Linked DNA regions of Homo sapiens: region 2 is linked to region 1. Evidence: chromatin contacts called from ENCODE Hi-C data. All regions are on one chromosome and are shown on one strand. The core of a region is the stretch at or near the end of the contact, and the rest is flanking DNA. Distances in the headings are between cores, read along the strand shown. Region 1 holds the start of METTL4 (methyltransferase 4, N6-adenosine). Region 2 has its middle 48 kb from the start of LPIN2.

Region 1 (3,236 bases), core at 231-2,730:
CTTATGACCTACATTCACGAATTCAGTATTTAAAAAAAACTTTCCAGACAGAGATGGTACATTAAGCAACTATTTATCCTTAAACAGAAAGACAGTCAGGTTTCATTGTTTCTTCAAGATCATCATCTTTCCCCTGGGGTATCTCTTTTTTGTTCATGTACACTGAAGTTCTCATTTGCAAGGAACATCTATTTAATTCCATTTAAAAATATTCAACATAAACATTTATTAACTGCCCACTATATATATAGGGGAGTGTGCTAGGCAATGCAGGAGATGCAAAGACGAGTAAGTTACGGTTTTTGCCTTCACAAGGGTATCCGTGGTAGCTAAAGCCCTGTCTGTTACCCAGACCACATTACTGCTGTTGGCTGTGCCTATTTCAATAGGAAGACAAAAAAATTACCTCAAATTCTCTTATTCACCTCAAAATGTTTCCTTTTCTTTGGTTTCAGAGAATGGAATTATTCTGTTTTCCTAATGTCAATCTCTCCTGCTCTGTCCTTAACCCATTGTTTCCTCAATTACTGCCCTTTTGGCATCAATCTCCCCTTCAACAAGGATAAATCATCCGGTCCATAAAATGGTCTATAGGCTGCCTCCATTTACAAACCACATTAACAGGTCACTCCCTTCACATCTGCTAAAAAATTTGTCTCCTAGGATACACATGATTGACAAAACTTTTGATCCTGTCTCATCTCTGCACCCAGCCTTCTCAGGTCCTGCCCTGGCTTTCAGGAAGGTGACAATCCTTTTACTTCTCTGGGTACTCCTTAGTCTTTTACACTGATTAGACTCTTCTTGATTTTGGCCGCCTATTTCCTCTTCAATATGCGCTTGTTCATCTATTCAACTTTTCCACTCACACCTGTGTGTCCACGTTTAATCTCCACTTAGAATGTAGCTCTCATGATTTAAGATGAAGACTTCTACACGCAGTCCTACACGGCCATAAGAAGCTACACTAGTATTCAGACGCAACCCACCCAACGAGTCCTCTCTTGTCCATCTCTTTCCGCCCCCTTCAATTCTTCCCCGTTTCCTCTCCCGAGCCTCCACTCCTCATCAGTGTCCCCCAGGCCCTCCCCTTTCCTCCTTGGGAAATCGTTGCCACTAGAAATTTAATAGATCCCGTGAAACCAGCGCCTCGCACAGTTTTGGCCTCGAGGCTTCTCCCAACAGCAAACAAACACCAAAACATCGCCTCAGGACCTCTAAATTTAAGTCATTGGCGCCATCACTTTCTTCCTCCAGAACAGCTCTGCAGAAACAAAGTTAATCCGATGTCATTCAGTCACCTTTTTTCCAGTTTCCTGACACGACCCAGGGACCGAATTTCTGTAAACCGTGCAAGTATCTGCTAGACAGGACAGCGGTCATCAAAACACCAGGTCCTTCCTCGGCCCGCCAAAGCCGTTCGAATTTGAAATTCTCCGCCGGCGCTGACGTCATTACGCACGACGCGCGCAGTAACTTCCATGCGACCGCCTCGTCGCTGGAAGGCTGCGTGCTGGTCGCGCCCAGCTGCGTCACCCCAGGAACTGGGGTCTGTGGGCCAGTGTGGCCGTCTCTACGAAGACTGGCACGACCCCTAAAGTTAGGTCGGAAGACCTGTGGGCAGCTTGAGCGCCGAGGAGTGCCCTGAACGCTCAACTCGCCCTGGAAACGTTTTTCCGTACAGCAACATGGCGGCGCCCATGGACTCTTAGAAAAGGAGAAAGCTTTTTCTCTGTGGACTGGAAGGGGCATTTTTCATGATCACTATTTAGATGGGTGCTGTTTTCATGAGGAGAGTCTGGGAAGGCGGCGTCCGCTTTTCTGACAAGGGAAGAGGTGAGGTGGGAGAGGGGCTGCGGAGTGGGTGGAATGGGCTCCCAGGATTGCGTTGGTACGGCTGCCGAAATTCGGGCTCAGTATTTGATCACTTGCCGGAGGCTCACGGTCCTCTGGTGGTGGCTGACCTGTGAGAGGCTAGGAAGAATCCAAGTGTTTGGGGGCGGGCGGCGAGGGAGTGGATGTGAAGCAGAGACGCAGGAGAGGGGTGCACTAACAACAGTAACAGTAGATCACTTTGCTAAAATAGGATTTCCTCGCTGCTGTGAGTTTGAATCCAGAAACAGGCACTGCCCGGTACCTGGAGAGTGGTGGTGATGAAAGATCTCACAGCTCCAGGAAGTCTGGATACTTGGGTCTGGTAGCAATTGTGCCATTAACTAGCGTTGTTATTTTTGGGCAGCTTGCCTTTCTGCTCTGAGTTTCAATTTTCCCGTCTGAATTTCTAGCTCTCACTAGCCATTCCAGGACCCTTTTCACCTCAGCTGTGGCCTATGAAGGGGATGGGGAGGAACCAAGGATTATATTAATATAAAAATTATATGAAAATTAGGCAACCGTCTGATAATAAAAAGTCTCCTTGTGGAATACTGTTAGGTTAAACTTTACCTACAGATTGTTAAATCCTTAGCACTAATGTTTTCCCCAGAAAAGATTAATGGAAACATCATTTGCTTTTCTGACTAGATAGTTGCTGCTTCCAAAGGTGGTTTTACACAAATACAAAATTAAAAACACCTTTAGTACAGAAATAATTGCTTGTATTTCGGTATACATTCACAGTACAGTTCAGCATTTAGTGGTCCTGCTAGCAATTTGCCAGGAAGTCAAGCCTGCCAATTTCCTGATATTCCTGCTGTGCACCCCAACTTCTTAATCCCTGCTGAGGATCTTGAGAAGCAGCAGCACCAAAACCAAAGTAGGCACCAAATTCAAGGTTCTTTTGGTTCCGGTTGTCACATTTCAAGCTAGACTCCAATAGATGGAAGGATGATCACATGTGAGCCCTGTTTAAAACTTCAATTTTTAAGAGCAAGCACAATTGCAGGAAAAGAAAACAATTCAGAGGGATCATGTGTGCTTACAGTTGTCTTCATGTGGCCTTTTCCCAGGTTTAACCACCAAGGACCCTGACAGCCGGGGTGTCTGAATAACCCTGGTGACTCTTTTCACCATATCAAAACCTGAGTTAAAAGGCTGATGATAACAGCAGAAGGTGGCAGGGCTGAGGACCCACTATTAATTTCCTAGGCTGGTGGAGAGTGAATAAATGTTCTTCCAACCTTACCTTATGGCTTCTGGTCAAAGCAAAGAAGTGTCGTGGAAAGTGTTGGGTGGTGACAGTGCAAAAAGAGACTTGACGGGGAGGGAGCAGCATCTCTTGATAAAGGTGGGGAAGA
Region 2 (3,236 bases), core at 542-3,041, 490 kb before region 1:
CCTTGGGCTTTAGAGATAAGATTATGTTTAAAAAACAGTCTTAAGTTATTTAAATTGCTTCTGAAGAATCAACTGATATATGTAAATGAAAATCTCAATCTCTAAAATGCACACCAAAGTTTCCAAAATTACTTAGCTCATACTTACTAACATCTAAGTGCATTTTTTACTTTTTTTAGAACATGCTTTAATTGTAGCCCAGCATCAAGAAGGCATAGTAGACTTGTCACAAAGCTCAGACACACACACTGTGGTTACTCAGACAGTCCATACTCCCTGCTACTCACTTTTGAGGATGAATATTTACATTCCAAATGATACACAACTAAGTTTAATTTAAAACACTTTGGAAACAAAATAGGCACTGTTTGCAATAAATTATGAAGGTAATGCTCGCCTCCCCTGGGGTTGAGTTTCTACAGTTTCCTTCTGTGGTTTCTTTCCTCTCGTTTCTGGTTTTAGAAGGTTAAGGGCATAACCTATCAGGCCGGGACTTCAGCCTGAGGCGTTACTAGTGCCCATGGTATCACACAAAAGCCACCCACTCTGCTTGCTAAGAGCTGGTTCTAAGCCGGGAGAAAAGGTGTTACATTGCTGAGCCAAACTGAAGCCAAGTGTTTCCTTTCAGAGACGAGGGGGACGTGTCCCAGAATCAGAGAGTGTTTTATTACATTGACTCTATTTTGGTTGTTCCAGGGCTCATCTTAGTTATCTAAATGTCCCTACTGAATGCACCCATAGTTGCCCACAGGAAGCCTCTCCAAGGAGACCCCCATGCCAACTGCAGTACATATGTGAATGCTCCCTCCATTTCCTTGTTCTTTACAGCTTAATATTCCCGGCTAGAAAGAGCTAACCAGTTCTCGGAACCCTCTTTGCTCACAGGCTTCTGTCAGTACAGGCACCTCTGGTTCATAAGCTTCCCACGCAGTCCGGAGACATTCTCCAGAATTTCACGAGAAGCGTGTGTCTTCCTTACACACTCAAAACCAGGAGCTGAATTGCAAGGAGGCATTTGGCTTCATGAAAGTGAAGACTGTGCAGAGAAAGAAGAGAAGCAACTCGTTGCGGGGGCAGAATCGAGAAATCTGAAATCCTCCTCTCAGGTGAAAGTTTCAGCAGCACTGAAGTACAGATGAAAAAATAATGAAAATGAAACCAATTCCTTGTTTTCATCTCAAAACAGAAAGAAAAAACAATTACCTCTACGTCATTCTATTAAAAACACGGGGCATTGCCTGGGCACGGTGGCTCACACCTATAATCCCAGCACTTCAGGAGGCCAGGAATTTGAGACCAGCCTGGGCAACACAGAGAGTCCCCGTCTCTACCAAAAACAAAAAATAAAAATAAATTAGCTGAGCATGGTGGCACATGACTGTAGTCCTAGCTACTTGGGAGGCTGAGATGGGTGGATGCTTGAGCCCAGGAGCTCGAGGCTGCAGAGAGCCATGATCGTGCCACCACTCTCCAGGCAGGGCAACAGCAAGACTCTGTCTCCAAAAAAGACAAACCATAAGATACCATTTCTTCCATTCATTCATTCATTCAACAAATATTTACTTGGTGTGGGTCAGGCCCTGTTCCCCCAGGCCCTTCTGACCTGCCATGGTAGAAAGCCCTCTGTCCCTAAAATTCCTGCCTTTTTGCCAGGTTTATGTCCAGCACAAGTGGAAAATCACCAACAGCTTTGACCTCTGAACAGACACTGCCGGAAGTCATGGAAGTGAACTGGGGTGAAGAATTGGTTTTTTCCATCTCACTCAAGTGTGGCAGGACAGTTGCTCTGTAGCACCGGCGGCCAGGAAGTGAGGGGGAAGAGGCAGGAAATGTGTATTGGCTTCTACACATAAACTTCGTATCTATAAAGAATGAGACTATTTTGTTTAAACGTTTTTAGTTGGAATGTTTCTCAATTTTGTATTTCTTGAGGCTCTTAATTTTGTTTCTTATCTGGGCTGCATTATGGTGGTTAACATTTCAAAAAGTGGTTGAGCATTTCTAACGCTGTGTAAAAAAAGATTGTTGCCTTTAAATACAAGGCAGCAAAGAAAAAGAAAAGCTGTAAGTAAAAATATAGGCCAGGCACCGTGGCTCACGCCTATAATCCCAGCACTTTGGGAAGCCGAGGTGGGTGGATCACCTGAGGTCAGGAGTTTGAGACCAGCCTGGCTAACATGGGGAAACTTTATCTCTACTAAAAATACAAAAATCGTCTGGGCGTGGTGGTGCACGCCTGTAATCCCAGCTACTTGGGAGGCTGAGGCAGGAGAATCATCTGAATCCAGGAGGTAGAGGTTGCAGTGAGCTGAGATTGCGCCACTGCACTCCAGCCTGGGCAACAGAGCGAGATTCCTTCTCAAAGAAAACATAAAAATATAAAAACATAATGATAATGAGAAGCCATTTTAGCTAGAGTAATAGAAAAAATTCATTTGCATTTTAAAATATGGTCATGCTAAAATCACTTTAGCTTTTAAATAGACACTTTGATGTCCCTGGTTCTACTAGAACCTGTCAGTGACATTTGAACAACTTTTATGAAGTAGAAGCAGATTGATCTCCTGCATAGCTAAGGTTCAGAGACAATTTGTCTCATTTTCACTCTATTTTGATAATACAAAACTAAAATAATGAGGAAATGTATCACCATAAGGCAGAGGTTATTAAGTGTTCAGACCTTTGTTGATAAATAATTTAAAGCAAAATAAGTCCAAAGACTAGGGGAAGTTAAAAAAAAAAAAACCCACATGTCACTTCAAATGTTTATTATAGTGGTATGCTGTAGAGTTATTGTTGTAAAGTATTGTTACTGTGTTATTTGTGTATTATATAGAGATATATAGAGATACAGTTGTTTATTATTGTTATAGTAATATTATCTTGTTTTATGGTTGTATATTATAGAGCTACAAACATAATAAAAATTAGAAAACTTGAAAGAAATTGTATAAAGGCCTTAATTCAGTGAGACGATTGGAACTGCTCTCATTTCTGTGGTAGCCACAGTAACAGAAATTCAGCGTGTCCTTTGTCAACACAGGAAGTTTGTTACAAAGACATCATTCAAAACAAGAGTCAAATTCTGGGAACTCCCTTTAAAATGAAAAGGGAAAAAAAATCAGAAAGAATTTACTTTTATAGCCTTTAAAGTACTTTTTGTAGAGATTAGGCTAGTCACTGCAAAATAAATAAATAAATAAATTCTAATTCAATTCACTTCTTCTATGGACCGC

What was found. A loop is a pair of places that touch in the nucleus more often than their neighbours do. Pooled maps may share reads with other maps.
Region 2: a loop to region 1 is called in a pooled map, with 8 times the contacts of the local background. The contact joins the enhancer-like site here to the promoter of METTL4 in region 1. A Hi-C loop is called at or near these places in 6 of 50 pooled maps.

The regions. Positions count from the first base shown.
Region 1 is chr18:2,569,749-2,572,984 of GRCh38, reverse strand. It overlaps METTL4 (methyltransferase 4, N6-adenosine), which reads left to right and starts at 1,480. Exons shown (of 9, transcript NM_022840.5): 1 at 1,480-1,836. It overlaps NDC80 (NDC80 kinetochore complex component), which reads right to left and starts at 1,428. Exons shown (of 17, transcript NM_006101.3): 1 at 1,302-1,428; 2 at 1-8. RefSeq lists enhancers at 1,423-1,582, 1,465-2,387.
Region 2 is chr18:3,059,291-3,062,526 of GRCh38, reverse strand. No RefSeq gene overlaps it. Among named protein-coding and RNA genes, the nearest start is that of LPIN2, 48 kb to the right of the region's middle. RefSeq lists enhancers at 1,085-1,214, 1,582-1,876. Within about 2 kb of position 1,791, at least 8 of the 41 ENCODE cell types and tissues checked have a DNase peak (open chromatin) inside an H3K27ac peak, as active enhancers do.